Linked DNA regions of Mus musculus: all the other regions are linked to region 1. The links are chromatin loops, found by intact Hi-C in ENCODE. Cell type or tissue: left cerebral cortex. All regions are shown on one strand. Region 1 overlaps Gm31145 (a long non-coding RNA gene). Region 2 overlaps Gm27243 (a long non-coding RNA gene). Region 3 overlaps Gm27243 (a long non-coding RNA gene). Region 4 has its middle 93 kb from the start of Gm31085.

Region 1 (5,000 bases):
TTCTAGATCCTTAATAACATTTAATTCCTGTCAACCTTTCTCATAACTCAGTTCTGTTCCACCCAGTAATCCAAGGCCAGCATCATTCATTGTATTATATGCTTAGCCCAAGGTGCTCAGTTTTAGTCTTAATATTTGACTAGAGCTTGTTCAGAAAGAAAAGACGACTGGGAAATTAGGTAACACACATACTAATAAATACAATGTGTTGTGTGAAACACCAATAGCCAGAGTCTCAAATGCTAACATAGTTCTGAATGCAGAACAAACCTGTGAGGGAGGTAGTTATCTAATATTTTGAAAATGCATGGCTGGGATGAACCTATATTTATGAGGACATGTTTGTGATTTTTCAAAGCAAAATTTTGCAAGCAGTTTTCATTATATTCTGAGCTATATAACTTTTTACAGCATACACATTTATAAATAAAAGCAAGAGAGCCTCTAAATCACTGACTTAGGCTGAAATGATGCCTCTAGGGCTTGGGATTATAAAAAAATAAAAGGATACCTAGCAGGGATCATAAGGCAATATCCTACCGGAAGCAAATTGATACCTGGGATTACAGTAGCAATTCCTTTCTGGCATTCACAAAGAAACATATTTTAGATAAACAAATAGGCAGAATATTTTGGATCTCTGTAAACAGATCTGAAAAGTCAGGCAAGAATCTTTCCCTGTGTGGATGCAAATGACATCATTCATAACCTTTTGAGCAACTGGTGCATTTTGAAGAGCTATAATTTGCAGGTGCAATACTAAAACTGAACTCCACTCTATTTCACATTATAGTTCTATTGACAGAACATAAGAAATGCAATTTATGCCTACGTTTTCATGACTCTTTTAATATTAGAATTTTATCTATAATGCTTTCATATTAGTGGGTGCATGTATAAATATACATATATTGATTTGAAGACTATAATAAGTAAAGATTCATTCCTATATCTTTCTCTTATTGTTGATTCAATGATTCTTGTATTTCTAATGCATAGACAAACATAAGATGTGTTACACAGAAGAGATTTTAAACCACAGTCAGTTTCTATTTTTCCGTCAAGCATTTAACAAGTCTCAGCATACAAAGTAGAAATGGGTGGGAGGGGGGTCTTTAAAGGAGCAAAAACACAACACGGAGATCCTTAAGGCATTTAAAACATCAGGAGAGTTATGCTCCATAAATGCTGATGTTACAGAAGAATGCTTAATGTGCACCTCAGAAAGCAAATGCATGGCCACAGGACTACAAAAGAGGCTGATAGAAACCCAAGACAGTAGAGAGGGGGATAGTGGTTCATAGAAAAGTATCTCTTAAGCTACACCCTGAAGTACAGACCAAACTTTGTCAGGAAAAAAAAAAAGGCTGCTGAGCAATATTGCTCATGTTTTAGGTAAACTTGCATTTTTTTTGTGTGTGTGTGTGTGATATAAGTTGAAGAAACAAAATTAAATTCTAAAGAAATAAATGGAATCAACTAATTATAAAGTATATAAATAGTACTAACAAAATACTAATTAAAAAACACCCTCTCAGGTGGTTACTGTCTAAGCCCTGTGACTAGAGAAGGATAGAATAGCTTTGCTGACATCTTCTGGGAAGATTCTATGATGGAGTCAGGGAACACTGTAGGTTCAAATGGAACCAAATATACTCTATGACTTTTCACTAAATTATTATTTTAAAAGATATGTAAATAAAAAGCATAGATAACAAATTATACATGCTTGTTTTGTTTTCCCTTTCTTAGTGTTTTCCATACTTAGCAACAAAAAAATTATTTTTATTTTATTTGAATACACATACATCAAGTTGCTTTCTGGGATATAAATTGGTTGTGCAGGTTTGATAAAGTACATAAATTACTCTCTTTTATTCAGGCTATTCCCTTTCATTATTCATAGTTATGCTCACTTGAAGAGAACAAATAAATTACAAGACAACACTACAAACCTCTGTTGGAAATATTATGTGTTCATATACGCTAATCCCTTTCATGGGGTGAAGGCATTGCCAGCAGCATCTCATACCCTGAGCCTCTTCTGTGTACTTCAGGTCACTTGTGAGCATGTGTACAAACAAATGCTACTAGTGATGAAAGTAGGCACTGAGGTACCTTCAGAAAAACAGGAGATTAGAGTTTGATACATGAAAATTCATGAAAAAGAATTCTCACCTAGTTACAAATTTTTGAAAGTTATTGTTAAGACCACTTCCCGACAAGTGGAAAACACGCTAATTTTCTGGGTTTGAAGGCATTACTTGGGTCAGTGCTAATAAATTTTACATTCTTAAAGATAAAAATCAAATACCAATAAGTGAAAGATATAGGTCTTTTTTTTTTTTTTTTGCATAGCAGTGTAAAAATATTCAGAACCAAGAAAAAGAATGCATTTGTAGACTCAGTTTGAATAGAATTAGTGGATCAGGACCATGCAAACCAAACTTAGGTGTGAAGGAAACACATCTAGAAGAAAAAGAAGCAAGATGAGCTGGGGAGGGAGAGGGAGGGAGGGAGGAAACCTGGGAGAGAACCAAGCAAATAGCCTCTTTTTACATTGAGATGGTTTTGAGAATAATAATGTGCTAGTTTCTGTCTTTTTTTTTTTAATCCAAGTAGCTATTGAAGATTGTAATGATTTCAGTCTAAAAAGCAGTGCTGGAAAAGCCTCTTCTGAGATTGCCAACTCCCACTGTGCAGAAACACTGTGTCCCTTCGTGCTGGTGTAATGGAGACAAACAAAAGAAGCACTTCAAGAAAAGGGGAGGGAAGAGAGGGAGGGTGAAAAAGCAGTCGGGTTGTACTTCCCAGAGAAAAAGCAAGAGTTTTGCAGGGACCAAAAGCAAGCATCACTATTTCTAAGTCTGAGACCAAGATAAGTTAAATAAATGTTTAACTATATAAGCAATATATACCAGTGCTTTTGACAATAAAAATAAAAATAATTTGTCGTCATCAATTATGATCTAGCCCCTCTTGCAATCAAACCAATTTCCTGCTATAAAATAGCCCAATTGATTTCATACTTTGTCACGTATAAAGGATTATAAATTAGGGCATCATGCTACACTATTGCCTTCTCTATTAACTTCCCTTTATTTTGCAAAATAAAAAACAGTTAACATACATAATCTAAGCATTATAATTAAGATGATACTCTCTAGTCCCTCTAGTTCCCATAAAACTTTAAATAACGCTTAGTACTTCCATAGTGTATTATAAGATCAATAATAATTATTGTTTACTTGCACTCAAGTGTTTATAAGGTAAGAACATTATGAGATGTTGAAAGTTAGTGTTCCTTGAACTCCCCAGGAAAATCCAAGAGCAAGAAGAAGGAAAGTACATTGAAGTTTGTTTGTAATTTCTAATAATTTAATTCCATTGTGTCCAGTTTCACCCCTATATAAGGGAAAGGACTATATCTGACTGATTTCTTTATTTCTAAGACAGAAATGGATAAGTCTTTGATATTCTCTATACACTTCTGTATTATGAATGAGCTTACAATTTTACTGTTACTCATCCTGACATAAGCTTTATTTGCAGTTTCCTTCAGTATGCTGTCTCAAATCCTAAAATACAAGAGAGATCCCTGTTTCTTATAAGCAGCAACTCACATGCTGACAATAGATATCACACTGGATCCTGAGGATTGGAGAAACTCACAGCTCTCGAGAAAGGAAGAAAATCACATGTAAAACCTAGGAAGAAAGACATTTAAAGCATACGATGGGGAAACAGTAGCCTAAATCGCCACATTGCCTGTGCTAACAAACTCAGAACAATGACTTAGTCTTTCTAAAGATCTTTGTTTTGCCTTTTAAAAAAAAAAATTGAGAGATTATCTCTATTATGCTGGCATGTTATCTGAATTCACAAAGCCCAACTTTACAATTTATCCATTTATAGAAGTATCAATGAATATCATACATAAATATTTTTCAGATGAACCCAAAATTTAATTCATCTAAATTCTGTTGCATGATTCACTTATATAACACTTTTTTCAAGTTTGATGCCTGAATAGCTATTAAATATAGCTGGTGGGCTGAAAGGTGGATAACAAAGAATCTAGGAATGCTGTTCTCCCGGGCAGTGACTACTTATGATATTTGGATAAAGAAAACCCCCTTTGTTTATATGATTTAAGGACATGTTAATAACAAATAGATCCATTATTATGTATAATAATACTCAAACGTTTTAGCCATGTCTTTTGTTTTAATTGTGCTTAATTAACACCAGGGTATTATACCAAGCAATGTGGAGATTTAGGCTACGCAATAGCAGTTATCATAATACAATGACAATGCTAACAGTGTATTAACTATGTTGCCTATATGCTGTTATAAGAATTTTATGTACACTGGCACATTTAATTTTCATAACAACTTAAAATATATTTTATTACTTCAATTTTTAGGTGAAAGTTTAAATAACTTACCTAAGAGAAGATGCATTTTAAGTAGTACTTGAATCTAAGTGCCTAGTATGAACATAACAATTCTAATATTGGTAACTCAATACTTTCATTGCCTAAATGTCTATTTGGATATGCTCAAATTTCCACTGAACTTTATATAGTATTTTCCAGGTAGTAATTTATGCTTGTGTGTGTGTGGGGGGGGGGGGTAGGTGGGTGTGTGGTGTATGATATATAAGCATATAATTCTCTGTTAGATTATTGCATACCTTTCAGAGAAGAGGTCATAATACATGAGATGTATCATTTCATCATCCATAGCACAAAAGAATCTCAAAAGTTGAGAATAGAAACAAAGGGTAACTTCAAGGAAGGGATAGTAGACCATCTTACCCTCAACAGAACAATGGATATCAGCCACACACTTTTCTATATCTTCAAAATATTAATTGTGTTATAAGCAATTATAATTTGATTTATTTTCAATGACTTCTTGTTCTTATATACAGAGAGTGTTTGCCAATGAATAGATAATGAGACTGAGTATTATTTTATTTTTTTCTTACAAAAT
Region 2 (5,000 bases), 390 kb after region 1:
AGAGTGATGTGTCTGTATTTGTTTTGTTCATAGTGGTTGGTTGGCTGCTGACAGACTAGACAACTGGGTTGCAAGATGGTTGGTTGGTAGATTGATGGTTGGTTAGTTTGAAGAAAAAAATTGGGGGTATCACTAATAGTAAGGCTTCTCTTTAAGTGTGCTAAAAGATTATCTGTGAAAGTTATGGGACAATGCAAGTATTATTAATGAAAGGGCATTGTTTCTACTTTTTTACTAAGAAACTTGACTTAAGAAGAAGTAAATCATTTCACCTAAATTACATAACTAATTAATGGCAAATTCAAACTAGAAATCCATATCTTCTGGCAATTTAAGTCTCTTAAAAATGCTTCAGCAAATAGAACAGGAGTTGTACATTCAGTTAATATATTCGTATGGTTTGAAAACTATTGCATGCAGTAATATCAAGGCTGGACATGTGTAAACTACACTGACCCTAATTAGGATCTCTGTTCATCTAATGAAACAAATAATGGCTATGTTTAAAGCTGGAATTCATTTCCCCTTTGGGAACTACAAATTGCCTCAATTTTCACTTGATCTTGTAATAGTGAAACATTGTTTATTTAAGCTTCTTCTTTAAAATGTTGATTTGCTCAAATTAATGTTTAATAATGCTATACACTTTATGAAAATTATGAAAGCCACAAAATATCTAAATAAATATTTTCATGAAAGACAGCAAGGTATTTGTACAGAAATCCTCTGATTTCTGTACATATTAATAATCCTCAAATTACTTGCCTTGGATGAACAGTTTTAAAATATTAAACAATGCAATGAAGAGATAAACAAATTGAAATCTAAGCTCTCTTTTAATTGATCTCTAAAGTCCATGCTTTTTATACCATGGGTCTCTAACATTGTATAAATTGAAAACAAGAAAAGCTGTAGTTTCACCATACTTCATATAAGCAATTTTACCGAGAATTCTTAGTATATTATGAAGTCACCATACTATATGCATTTCATATGAAGCCATGCCTTATTTTATCTTACATTATTCCTTCCAAAACTTCAACTATGATACTGAACAGCTATGGAGAGACAAAAAGGGCAGTTTAAGACCTCTATGACTCTGAGGCATCAAGCAATTTTTCTGGATAAAAGGAAAAAATTAACCCTCAGATTTCTCAGGTGTTTGAAGAGGAAAATGCTAAAATATAGCACTGAATTGAAACTTTAAATTATTATTCACACTATAGATGCCATTATATATCAACCTTTCAAAAATGTAAGGTTTTAATAATTAATATGGGTTTGTACATATCACAAAAGTTCATGACTGCAGGTGAGTTACCAAAGATGACACATAAAACTCAGAAAACAGAAATCAAATGATACAGACCTTTAGTGTTTGGTCCTTATGATATGGAATAGATACATTATAGTTCTTACTTTTAATCTCTTCAAATTACATAGGCAAGTTTATTTATCATTTTATGGTAATCTTCGATAAACTTATTGAATGGGTGAAAGCCATATCGACACTGTTTTTTTAATTGCAAGGAAATCTAAAGTCAAAAAGATTTTATGAAGCAACCTACAGAAAAAAACGTATTTTCATGCATGTTGTTAAAATGCAGTTTGGACTAGAAATGTAATGGTCTCAGTAGTACAACCATATCGGACAAGTCAGCTGTTTCTTGAAGTCTATATGGATAAACTTAAAGATATGAACCCACTATATATTCAAAATCATTATGAACATTAAGCTAGACAAAATATTTTGCAATCTATAAAGCAATATCTCTACCTAGTTTTTATATTATTCTGTGTATGTGATGATGGTCAATTATAATAAATTATTTCCAATAAGAGCACAGATTTATTATCGTATTTGTATGACTTGGCTGGCTGGAAGGGCATCAAGCTCCGTATTCTACCACTAAGTCAGAATCTTGTGAGCTATCAGAGATGGAAAGCATCATCTATAAGAAAATTCATCTACGAGTTGCCACTAAACAGAAAGAAGTCAGAGGTTTTTAATCAGTAAAAGTTTAGAATTAGAGCTAGATGTGCAATTGGGGAAGGAAGTGGGGACAAAGCGAACGAAGCAGGAGTGTTTGGGTGATTTACATGACACCATAACTGTGTGTTTGCACAGCAAGGAGCTTTTCATTTTTTTAAACCAACTCTCGGGAAATTATTCACTCTTTAAAAAAATTGGACTGTACGATTCAATCTGCTTTCCAACCAGTAATGCTCAATGGTCTGACAGGTTTTTTAGTATAAAAGACATTTACAACTCAACTGCACTGAAGCCCTTTCCCCGATTTCCTACACCACATCCAGCTAATTGCTCTTTAACATGCTAACAAGAGGATAAGCTGATACATAATAACTCAGGCATGCACCGATCCCATAATGCCCGGAACTCAGAAGCAGCATGAGAAAACATCAGATTTTTGGCATGTAGGGTAGATGTTTAAATCTGCATAGATTCGAGCCAATTAGACTTGTCAGACTCCAATGCAGTTGAGAGTGACCCCTGATGGTGGAAAGACATGTGGGACAAGCCACAGAAAAGCTTGCAAATGTCAGAGAGGCCAAAAGGTGCCCCACTGGCCTCAAAACTATTAATTAGCAACCAGCAAAAGCACCACCAAAGAATCGCTGGCCCAGCACTCCCCTCCAGAGGTTGCTACTACCAGGCCTCATTATCATCTGGATGGAAAACAACGCCTGTTCCTGGGAGCTCTCACAACACTCTTATTGATTAAGTTCCCACAGTGTTAAATCATTCTGTAGCTTTCACTTCAATCTTCCCACCCTGAATAATAAAACCTTCAAAGGATTTACCAGGATGGAAAGGGAAGTGGGGTGGCAAGGAGCAAGAGCATGGCAACACATTGTGTATGTAGTGCCCACAGCATCCGCGTAAATCAGATCCCAGGAAGGCCTTGGAAGACAGCATCCAAAATGAAGTTAATATGAATTTTCTGTAGTACTTACTAAGGAATTTTGGTTTTGTAAGTAAAAAACAAAAAAGCAAAGGAAGTAACATGCCAACTTGTCTCCCACCGCAAATAAAATCAGGAGACTGAGCAATATTTCTACAAGTTCTAAGTGACCTCATTCACAGTGATGATCACAAACATCTGATGGGCAGATGCCTGTCCCCATGTGCACAGGGAAATCTTTCAACAGCCAGATTCTTGTAAGGAAAACAGACGCACAAACACTCACTCCAGATACTTATGCATTTTCTTTAACCTATGAAGGCAAGCAGGCAACGACACAGCAACAGCAGACCCTCTTGTGTAATGTACACCATGTAGCCCAGAGCAACAGAGCTCTTATCTATAAATTCTATCTTGCAGGGCATAAGTGGGACCACAAGAAATATCATTAACAGTCAAACAGTATCAAAAAAAGACTATTCCTGGTTATCATTTTCTCTGGTATTATGAAGAAAATAACCAATACTTGTCTGTTCTACAACACACACGTTTTTTTCTCTTAGATCCATCCAAAGCAATATGTCTACACTCTTAAGTCAGTCTCAGTTTTCCAAGCATAAATAATAATATAACTAGTAAGTAGACAGAAAACACCTAGGTTCATTTGACTCTCTTCACTTAGCATCCCTTAACAAGCTATCTAACCCTCACAAAGACTTCATTTGGCTTTGTCCAAATACTGTGACATAAATAAGAAAAACAGAGATCTGAGTTGAACCCAGAGATCAAAGTTGGGCAATCAAGACTGCATATTCTGCACAACTTCCATATTTTGAGATATTATTTCTTGGGCCCTCCAAAATGGGGGCAAGTAAACAAACAGCTTTGATTTTAGACTGAAAAAAGGGGGGATTGATTTCTTTGTTTTATTGTGTTTAATAGAATTTCATAACTATTTTTTATGGCAATCAGGAATACCAAGGTCTTGGAACAACAGCGATAGTGTAGGGGTTTGGTTCAGGCAGCTCTAATATCTCTGCATGTGGAAGGCCACCTTTAGGACTTCTAATTCATCGTCTCTATTCTGTTTATCATATCACCTATGAAAAGCCTTCTGGACAAGTATCCATGCTACAAGAAGAAGCAGATCATTTAAACATAGTGACTATTAAAAATGAGTACCAATGGAGAGTTTAAGATTTATTTAAACAGTGAAATATCAAATATAGTACACAGTTCTCCACAGATAAAATTTTAATATTGAAATTACAGTATTTAAATATTAATCCAAGCAATAAGAGAACGATATCTGTAAAAAATTAATTAATCTAAAGGGGAATCCAACTGAATACTTTAGAACTTTGAAAATAGAGAGAGTTTTGCATAATATATGTTCTGCACACCATGCCATCTATAGATATTCTATGTAGTCTTTGTAACTGTAATTCCTACACATGACCACATCAAATGTAAAACACAAAACAGTACTGAAAATGACAGGGGCAAAAACACTCAGTACTGTGAATCTGTATAGATGCACTTTATATTTTCAATACAAACAATTTACATTCCTTGTCAAATAGAGTGGAAAAATATTTTTGAATAACATGTCTTAATATTATGTTGAATATTAAGTATTTCAAAAACACTCTTTCTAGAAACTTGAGCTCATGACAACATGAAACTGGTTAGAATTCAAAGCTGAAGTACAAAAAGATTTGTTGTTATTATATGTCCAAATGCCAAATGTGGGTTTTCAGTCTACATTTTGACAGACGCTTTACTCTTCACACTTCTGCATTTCAAATGAATTCCACCTTCTTTATATATTAAAAAACATAATAAGGTTTCACCTGTAAGCACAGTGGGATTGATTATACAAGAAGCTGCATGCAGAAGCAAAAAAAAATATGCCAAAATATATTCCAGGCTTCATCACACACCTCCTGAACTATCAAATATCTTCTAGAACTGGGTATCATCCACGTACATGAAAACAATACAGATGATTTCCATCAGGGAACACAATGTTCCTTTTTCTTCCTCTGATCATTCTAGGATCTTGTTAGTGCCAAC
Region 3 (5,000 bases), 330 kb after region 1:
GGGGGGGCTGGGGGGGCAGCAAAGTGCTTAAAGGGAGTCACAGGAACCAGAGCAGCCTAGTGCGCTCACTCACTCCTGTTTGTGATCTCTGAATACTCCCCAAAAAACTGTTTTCAGATACACGGTCCATGTTCCTCTTATGAGATGCTATTATTTCTACTTTCTTCACACTATAATGAATTGTTTTCTAACCTAACACAGACATTTCATTAAATGTCTGTGGTCATTTTGTAACAATATGTATTCTGCCACTATGGATTCCTTCCTATTTTTATCATATTCTCGTGGATCTTCTTTCAAACTGAACTTGTACGTTTTCCAAAATTCTAAAACCTGCTAGCATGTATTTTTGTCCAGCCAAATTTATAATTTAGAATCAGAAACATGTCGCTGTCTGCGGTTATGTGAATGTCTCTGAAATCCCACCCAACACCTATTCACTTGTGATTACAAAGCTTTGTTTGGGTTTTGGGAATGAAATTAAGTGGTACAGCACTTACTAACAATAACAACAAAAATAGTGCATTTGCCTGGTTGATTTCCAGGCTGTTCCTTCTCTCAGCAGTTTGCATTATCAGTTTCCTTTGTCTGATTTTCAATGCAAATACAAGCAATTTGGAAGAAAGTAACAGTAGCTCCTGTTAGCAAAGCCTGAGCATCACTCAGCCTCTCAATGTTTTTCATACCTATCTGAAAATAGTGAGTCCCAAGCCAGGCAGTGATGACTCACACCTTTCACTCCTGCACTCAGGAGGCAGAGGTAGGTGACCTCTGAGCTCAATGCCAACCTGGTCTACAGAGCTAGTTATAGCCAGGGCTACAAAGTGAAACTCTGTCTCAAAAACACCAGTCCAAATACTGATGGTGATGAATCCTAGGAAGTGATGTGTGCAAACAAGTCCCTGCCATGCAGAAGAGCACAGCCTAATTTACGATGAAAGAGGGAAAAGGCCTAGATCTTGATTTTTTTTTAAAGACCTGGTTTCAAATCGTCCCTCTGCACTCAGCAGTTCTGAAGCAAGCATCCTTTACTTCCATGAGCACTGTTGAATTAAAACGTTCTACCATCCATAAGCTATAAACTCTTTGCAACCATAGCTCTCACACAAAACGTTCTTCATTTCATGTGTGTCATACTACCATGAATATTCAGTAACTCCTTTAAAAGTATCCATATTGATTGACATTCAACACAAAGATTGCCCACTATAAACCCTATGAAACAAGTTAATAATCTCACACATATACTGATCTGATTTCCTTATATTGGCATAATACATTTTGCATAGAAAATTTAGTAATTATTGTTAAATGTGACCCCTCTCCCTGGCAGTTTCCTCTATAAACCGTGGATATCATTAAGCTGCATTGTAACCAATTCACATCCATAAATTCAGCTGTCCTGTTAACCACCGTAAGGCCTACGTGGTTCTAACAGGAAGATATAAGAAGGCTGGCCACTATATTAAAATGGCTCCATTTCATTTAGATTGCAAAACGGCTGGCTTCTTTGAAACACTATCGTTTAAAATTCCAAAGGAATAACATTGATATATTTCTTATAAGTGTTTCATAATCAAAAATCCATTAACATATGTTGGAGGATTTAAATTTGCAATGGCAATAGAAAGCAAATATTTGTAATAATTTTGTATTTGATATATATTACCTTATTGAGCCAGAAAACTTCCTTATCATTAATCCAAGAGTATCTTGGAAGTCAGAGCAACCTCTTCAGTGGTTAATACGGAGAGGGAAGTTATGCCTGAGTCTTGATCATGACCGTGGGATACAGAGGAAACTTCCAGAAAAGAGGCCACATTTAACAATAATTATTAAATGTAATAATCAAAAATTTATCATGGCGATATAAGGATCAGTATTAGTGTGATTGTCAACCATTTTCAGAGGTTCTGTGAAGGATTGTTCAAGTAACAAGGAAAACAGCAAATTATATCATAATCAGGATTTAAAAAGCACAAGAACATTGATCACTTTATGAATGACAAAAAAATCTAATCAGAGAAGGAAAATAGTACACAGATTTTCCTAAAAGAAAAAAAAAAGCTGTTATGCCTAAGTCTATACTACACGGTAAGCCATGGTACATTTTATGTATCCACTGCCTTTAAATTCTTCTGGACTGACTCTTCCTAAGTAAAATAAAAAAGTACTGGCAAAAGGTTTGATTTTTATGTTACCTTATACTCAAGCCAGAATATGTTTAAGAACATAGCCACCGGTTAGAATGAAAGACATAATATACTGGTAAACGCTGACTCTTTAAGATGTGTTCGCCAATACTGAAGCTTCTCACCAAAAGTAGAAATTAACCCCATTTAATAAAAGAAGATCTGGATATTCGTAAAACTGAGTTGATGTTCACTCTTCCAGAAGAATCAGTTACTGGGTCAGAAATACAATCAAATGTCAGGTTGAAAGTCCACATTGTATGCCTTACACTGCACGGTACCCACTGCCGCACAGCGCCACCTGGCAGCAGGTTGAGGAACTGTGAGCAGGCAGCTCAGAGTACAATCACCTGCAGGCTGACTAAAAGACCTCAACAGGCACAGACTTCGTTTTCTTCATTTAAAAATGGGCACACTCGCGCACCACCTCTGAAAAGGTAAGCTGTTTATCGCTTTATTTTGGTTTGAGTGTTTTTTGTGGGTTTTTTTTTTTTTTTTGCTGTTTTTACTTTTTAAACATTTCAATTTAGAGCTTTGAATTTTTAAACACCATCTGCAGTGACTGAGCTCAGCTAATGATGATAAATGAAGCTTTGGTTTTCAATAAAAAAGTTTGTCCTGTGTTTTCAAGATTTTCGCGAATTGATTTACAAAGAAAAGCTCGGTGTTCACTGGAGTGTCACCGTTTGATGCTTGAAAAGGTATAGCAAACACAAAAGACTAAGAACGCCTCATCTGCTTGAACCATTCCTACTTTTCCTTGCAAGGTACCCACACATACTTCCAGTGTCGTTAGTGTCTAAGGCGTGGCTTATACACATTAATCCAAACAACATCAGTCTCAGCCTTGTGATTTTCTCTTCATCGTGATTTACTTCCGCTGAAGCAAGGGGAGACACGTACAAACGAAGATCTTCAACAGTGACCAGTCTTTCAATCTAACACAAAAAAAAAAAGTTTCATCCTTTGACAAGGGAATTTTGGCATCTGTTTTTCCCTACTCCTAAACAATGATCATTTGCTTCCCTGACGTCTTTATAGTTGCACATTAAAGACGGTAAAAACAGGGACAGCGTTAATTAATGGTAGTTGTCACCTGATTTCCAGTATTACTAATAACCAACAAATCAGCACTAAGCCCAACACTCACTCGTTCACATTCACACTCAGCCTCCCGCTCTGGTTAATAAGTTGCTGACTTTGACATGTCTCTGAATCCTGGTATAGTTGCCCTTGACCAATCATAAAGGAAGGAGCATTTGATGTCTCCCTAACTTGTGAAACAATTGGCACTTAAATATATAAGAGAAGGCTAAGCTGTTCACTCCATGCTTTCTAGTTTTTCCTGCAGTACCTCATAATGAAAATATACCATAGGACCAATCAAAACCCTCATAGCTTATGGGTATCTGAAGGCTTTCAGAACTGTTTGCTCTATAAAGGTTACAAAATGGAGGCACAACGAATTTGAGTGACATCATGCATTCAGATACTTCTCACATTTTCATTTAAATTTCATACAGTAGTTCTTAAAACATAGGGATACGATGTTAGAGGTCAATCTAGATTAAATCACTCCTGTTGATTATCTTCCCTTCTTTCTCCAAATCTCAGGATTTGAACAATGGTCCCCATCTGTCCTCTTCACATTGGTGGAGATTCTTCCTAGGGAATGCTGAGGGTGACTTAGTTAGCGTTTTACTGCTGTGACCAGACACCATGACCAAGTCAAGTCTTATAAAGGGCATTTAATTGGGGCTAGCTTACAGGTTCAGAGGTTCAGAGTCCATTATCATTAAGGCAGGAACATGGGCAGCATCCAGGCAGGCATGGTGCAGGAGGACCTGAGAGTTCTACATGTTCATCTGAAGGCTATTGTGGGAGACAGACTTCCAGGCAGCTAGGGTGAGAGTCTTAAGCCCACACCCACAATGACACACCTACTCCAACAAAGCCACACATCCTAATAGTGCCACTCCCTGGGCCAAGCGTATACAAACCATTACAGTGACCCTGAGGAAGTGAGAGACAGGCTTATTCAGAATCTCTGTAACTTCATGCTCACATTTATTCTAAGTGACCAGCGTGTCACACAAAAATCATAGCTTCCAGTGTGACCCTTAAAGAGAGCTCAAAGCAAAAAAGCTCCATATTCACAGATGATCACAGTTGAAAAAATATGCTTTGGATTATACAGGTCTGCCGGTCTCTGCTGGGCCATCATTGTTTAATATTATCATAGGCAGAATAGACACACACATATAGAACCAATATGTGGGACTCATACTGAAGAACATTTACACCCTACTTCCTATTCTCTTGGTTTACCTCTTTGCTACAGCTTCTACTGTAAGACCCAGTTGCTTTCACAATTGAACTCCAGACCCTACAGCTCAGGGCCACTGTGTTCCTGTACCAAAACATACTGCATAATTTATAGTGTCTAGTAGAAATAAAAAAAAAAAGAAACCAAGAGATGTTTTGTTCACAAATAATTATAGATTTCAAAGAGTAAGAACACAAAGTTAAACCAAGCATTACAACCTCTGATCTCTGTGCCCTCTTGAGTGCACAGTCAACGACCAGTCTGGTTCTCTTGATCTCTGTAAATTCCTCTGCTGCAACCCCATGTTAGTTATCTGCCAAATTATTTCTGGAAATGAGCAACTGCTGAGAAACTCCAAAGCAGTAGACCCTGAAGCTGGTAGGAAAAAAAAAAACACAAATGTTCCCTTTTTCTGTCTTTTCCCTGTGTCATCCATAAGGTTATTATACAGGGCTACTCTACCGAGGGAATGCAGGTTGATA
Region 4 (5,000 bases), 220 kb before region 1:
TAGCATTGGAAATGTAAATGAGCTAAATACCTAATAAAAAATGGAAAAAAAAAAAAAAGAAATCATCAAAACCAAAAAAAAAAAAAAAAAAAAAAAAAAAAAACACTTTCATAACATGAGAATTACCTGTTCAGTTCAAAAAAGAAACCAAGAGATGACTTTTCTCTTGTGTACTACAGGTACATTCTGAGTTCAGTGGGTTAGTAGTTACAGAAGTAATTCTCTTGGGTTGGTCAGTCAGTCTCATTGCCCTGCCTCTCAGCATACCATATTTTATACATGACTTATATTAGAGAAGTGTGATACTGAAGACCCACCATCTACCACATCTGTCAGAATAAGGGGAGTTTATCTGATAAACAAGTCATTTTTGGAAACTGCAGATGCTCCCACTGTGAAGCATTAAATGTGGCCCCACTCAGATACGTAGAATGGGGTTCCAGTTGACTGAACGCGGGCTGATAAGCTCTGCACAGCTCAGAATGCTGTTTGCCCACATACTAATGTTAAACAAAAGAACCACAGACTGCAGAAAAAGGATGCTGGTCAGACCAGTAAATTGCTTAAACCCTAAGGCAGCCTTCTGAAAGAAAAGGCATGAAAAAGGCTGATATGAGCTTTTATGCAGAATTGTTCTGTTTATTACCCCTGTTAAGAAAATGATGGCAAATGTCTTGTTAAACCATATATTTTCAATAAGACACAAGGACTGACTTTCTCTAAACAAGATGCAATATACCACTGGTCATCCTTGATAAACCACACATCTCTGCTAGGTCACTGCTAGATTATGAACACAATAAAAAAACAATAATAAAGTTGTACACATAAAACCATAAAGGCTATTAGATTATGTCTTAGAATCATACAACCTGATTTGTCACCGGGAATTCCAGGATAATAACAATCTGTCATGGAAGAGATCCATTTTGTATAAAATTTCCAATCTCCTCTATTAAAACACTGTTAGTTCTCAGTTATGATAACTTCATTTCAAGTGAATTGCGGAGACAACTTAATAATGAAATGAGAATAAAGTATATCTTTGTTATAACATGTAAACTTACCCTGAATTGAGCATGGATATAATTTTATTAGTAACATTCTCCAGTGGATAACATGACAGTCAGTATTGAATCTTCCCCGTGTAAGGGGTTATAGCTGAGCAAAATGAAGAGGAAGAATCTTGAGTTTGCCAGACTTTCAATACTTTCCCTAAGATTTCTCTTGTTTTATCCTAGTCTCCTCTCTTCTCCCTTACCTCCTGCAGAGACTCCCTTTCTGATCCCTGTGTTGGGACAAAGGAAATGAGGGAAGATCCTAGGGCTTAGGGAAAATCTGATGAGAAACTCCTAACAGATAAGCAATCTTTCCCTTCTAAACCACAAAGCAAGAAAAGATTTAACATCAAAGGGCTTCTTACAGGAGGAAGAAATAAAACCACAAGAGGTAAAGGCAGAATAAAGAAAAACACACACAGGCAATTGTTGCAACAATAAAAAATTAAAAATTACCCTTTGCTTAAATCCAGTATAACATGTCATTGAGTACGACTTTGACATTTCCCTGCGGCTTTTCTCAACAGGAAACAAATGAAAACAGTCCTGACAGCACTTTGTGAAAGGCTCGATGCAGGAGGCATGGCCACACTTCTGTCATCAGACAGTCTTGCAGTGGAGGTCAGCCTTAAGTTTTTACACCAATAAAGCCAGCAGGCTTTTAATAGGAAGTACTCAACTCTCAGTCTGGTCCTCAGTGTTTGTCAAACAACCAACCAAATTGAAAACCGAGGACAGACACATACACACTACTGTAAGTTTTCTATACTAAAAACAAAATGTAGGGGAAATGAGGTACTTTTGGAGGGAATACTAGAAGCTCTGCATTAAAGAGATAATCTGCGCACCCTCCAGAGATCGGGAGCCAGGCTGGGGACGTGCCCAGCACTGCTGACTACAAGGCTACACTGTTCAAGAGCAAATTCAAGCAGAGGAAAGTGGTACGTGGAGGTTAAAAAAAGATTAGAAGTCTCTAGACCTCAGAACAGACATGCAAATTAAAACAAAACTCCCCTCAAAAACCAACTTAAAACTTAGATGATACCAAGATACTGACACTGTGACATTGCAACTATAATGAACGGTCCATGGAGGGAGCTGTTGACACAGGTTCCTGAGTGGATATCCAACAGCAGAAGGAAAGGAGAAAGAACTTAAGCGAAACACACTTGAAATGAATTGGCTGAAGGTATGTTCTTCTCAGATGTCTCCTAACATAGTCACTCCTAGACCTGTCTACCTGGCCTGTCTGGGTAAGATCAGAACACAAGTTACAGTTTCTAACTTTTCAGGTCAGGGACAGACATTCTGACATATTACACAAGTAACCCACTACACCAAAGAGGAAAGCAAGCTCAGAGTGGAAGAGAACTAACTCTACCAGCTTCTGTGTCTAGAAAGCCTTGAGGGTAGCCAGTGCGTTCAGTACATACACTAGAACAATGCTCACAGAATAGTGTATCATCAAGCTGCTTCAACCCTTCTTTGTGGAAGGCTTGTAGAAAGCTCGGGATAGTTTCATGACTCTGCTGTAGAGACAGGGCAAGCAGCTAGCTACCTTTTTGCAGGATGTCTGATTCCAGAATACATAATGGGTGCATCCTTTCAAATATTTTCTATTTCACACATTTTCCTGTGCACGAATTTGTGCAGAGTAAGCTTCTCTTTTTCTTCTTTTTTCCCTGGCAAGAGGCACTGACAAGCTTCAGAAGATGAAAGTGGAAGATGCTATCGGCGTGCTGAGGATCCCATCTGCTCAAAATTTTTACCCCAAGACCTCCATTCTCTAATATGAAAGCTGATGCAGAGCAGAGGGATCTCTACTGTACCTCAAAGGTTACCTGTAACTGAAAGTAGGCTTGAGGTAGAGCAAGACCCCCAAATTGTATGTCTTCTACTGCTTTATGCTTCAGCCCTCCGTTGTCAAAGGTGTTGTGAAGGACATACCCACCTTCTAGTTTTGAACAGTATGGGTACAATTTGTACAGTTGGGGGTTCTTTTCCTTTTCTTCTTTTGTTTTTGTTTTTGTTTGTTTTTGTTTTTTTGAGACAGGGTTTCTCTGTATAGTCTTGGCTGTCCTGGAACTCACTTTGTAGAACAGGCTGGCCTCGAACTCAGAAATCTACCTGCCTCTGCCTCCCGAGTTCTGGGATTAAAGGCGTGTGCCATCACACCCAGCTAGGTTTCTTTTTCAAAACAAACAAACAAACAAACCAACAAAAACTGGCAGACTTCCTCCCCGCCCTTTCTTTTCCTTATACCTCTATTTGAAAGATGAGTAATCTGTTCAATAAGAATATTATGTAACTTGGTATATTTATATGATTTGGAGCTAATCTTTGAGAAATACATTTTGAAAATATAAAGATATATACTATAGTATATAACTGTATATAATAGTTTCAGTTTCATATTCCAAAGTCTATGACTCAAATTTGTATCAAGAGGCTCTGACTATCGACTCTAGAAGGCCATCAATAGCATTGGCAGTAGCCTATTATGTTTGGGGTGTAAGAGACCTAAGAGTCAGATGTACTAGTTAATTTTCTATGGATGTGAAGACATCACAAACAAGGAAACTTAATGAAGAAACAGTTTATTGGGGGGTTTACAGTTTCAGAGGGTTGAGTCCATGATCATCATGGTGTGGAGCATGGCAGGAAGTAGGTAGGTGGAGAGGATTGGTGCAGAAGCATTAGTGAGAGCTCACATCTTGAGACAATAACCACAGGCAAAGAGAGCCCTCTCTCAGTGACACACAGCCTCCAACAATGCCATAATGTCTAATCCTTTCCAAACAGTTGTAAGTGAGAACCAACTATTCAAATCTATAAGTCTACAGGGGCCATTCTCATTCCAATCACCGCAGCGGACAAGCTCAAAATCAGTAACCCCATCTGGACCACTAGGCACTTTTTTTCCTGGCTTGTGATCAAGTGGAGGGTTTGTTGTCCCATTAGAGGACAACTCCACTTTATCTAGTGTTTTTTGTTTTTTTTAATATTCATCTCATATTTATTCCCAAGGATATGTGGGAATTCTTATGCAAATCACTACAATCTGTATCACAGGCCCTCTTTCAAGGCTGAGAGATCATTGCTGAAGAGAAGGAAGAAACACTGTGGCAGGCAGAGGTATTAGATGACTATAATGGCATGTTGTCTTTTGGACACATCAGGGCAACTGCACAGAGCTGGTTAGCTCAAACTAAGCAAACTTCCAGAATGGACATAAGCCAAAATTACTTACCAATGGATAATGGCTGAGGAGAGGGAGATAGTTGGTTTTATTTAAAAGTGTTGCCCCTGGTAAGTTAACTTTGCTCCAGGAGAAAACCACACATTTAAGAATAAACAATCAACACAAATTGTATTTGATGCATATAAAACTAAATATATAAATGAATAGGATATAAAGATTCCACCAATAGGGAATGGGCAGGACCTTGGAGGAGTTACAGGAGAAAATAAGTATGATACCACACAGTGTACAAAATTCCCAAAGAATTAATCTTAAAAATAAAAATATGCATAGACTACTTATAAATTATATCTCATATATAACACTTTTGGACTCAGGAGACAGCTCAATGGCAAAGCACTTAACCCAGCATAGTGTTTATTTCTTTTTTTATATATATAATTTTTTTATTTATGCACTTTATATCCTGCTCACTGCCCCTCTCTAGGTTACCCCCTCCCACAATCCTTTCCCATCAGACAATCCTCTCATTCTCCCTCCCCTTCTACTCTGAGTGGTGGGGGTCCCCTGAGTATCCATTATCCTTGGTACTTCAAGTTTCTGCAAGGCTAGGTGTAGAGACTCCCCCTGAGGCCAGACACGACAGCCCAGCTAGAAGAACATATCCCACAAACAGGCAACAGCTTTTGGGATAGGTCTGTTTCAGTTGTTCAGGATCCACATGAAGGCCAAGCTACACA

What was found. Hi-C counts contacts between places; a loop is a spot of excess contacts. Peaks named below come from ENCODE experiments on the same cell type or tissue, not always from the same donor. Only the 100,000 strongest peaks of a DNase experiment are listed, where the experiment ranks them.
Region 2: it touches region 1 in a loop (4-fold over the local background); 2 of 42 quality-filtered maps call a loop at or near these places.
Region 3: a loop joins it to region 1, with 4 times the contacts of the local background. A loop is called at or near these places in 2 of 42 quality-filtered maps.
Region 4: it touches region 1 in a loop (2.4-fold over the local background); 3 of 42 quality-filtered maps call a loop at or near these places.

The regions. Positions count from the first base shown.
Region 1 is chr4:23,824,375-23,829,374 of GRCm38, forward strand. The region is part of intron 1 of Gm31145 (a long non-coding RNA gene); the gene reads right to left. Among named protein-coding and RNA genes, the nearest start is that of Gm31145, 8.2 kb to the right of the region's middle. In left cerebral cortex, no CTCF peak of the experiment used is centred here; DNase peaks (open chromatin) are centred at 2,710 and 3,654.
Region 2 is chr4:24,211,334-24,216,333 of GRCm38, forward strand. The region is part of intron 1 of Gm27243 (a long non-coding RNA gene); the gene reads right to left. Among named protein-coding and RNA genes, the nearest start is that of Gm27243, 220 kb to the right of the region's middle. In left cerebral cortex, a CTCF peak has its summit at 2,519; DNase peaks (open chromatin) are centred at 2,371 and 2,640; H3K27ac peaks cover 284 bases.
Region 3 is chr4:24,152,122-24,157,121 of GRCm38, forward strand. All of the region lies in intron 1 of Gm27243 (a long non-coding RNA gene), which reads right to left. Among named protein-coding and RNA genes, the nearest start is that of Gm27243, 280 kb to the right of the region's middle. In left cerebral cortex, a CTCF peak has its summit at 2,501; DNase peaks (open chromatin) are centred at 425, 712 and 2,500.
Region 4 is chr4:23,605,391-23,610,390 of GRCm38, forward strand. No RefSeq gene overlaps it. Among named protein-coding and RNA genes, the nearest start is that of Gm31085, 93 kb to the left of the region's middle. In left cerebral cortex, a CTCF peak has its summit at 2,150; DNase peaks (open chromatin) are centred at 2,194 and 2,633.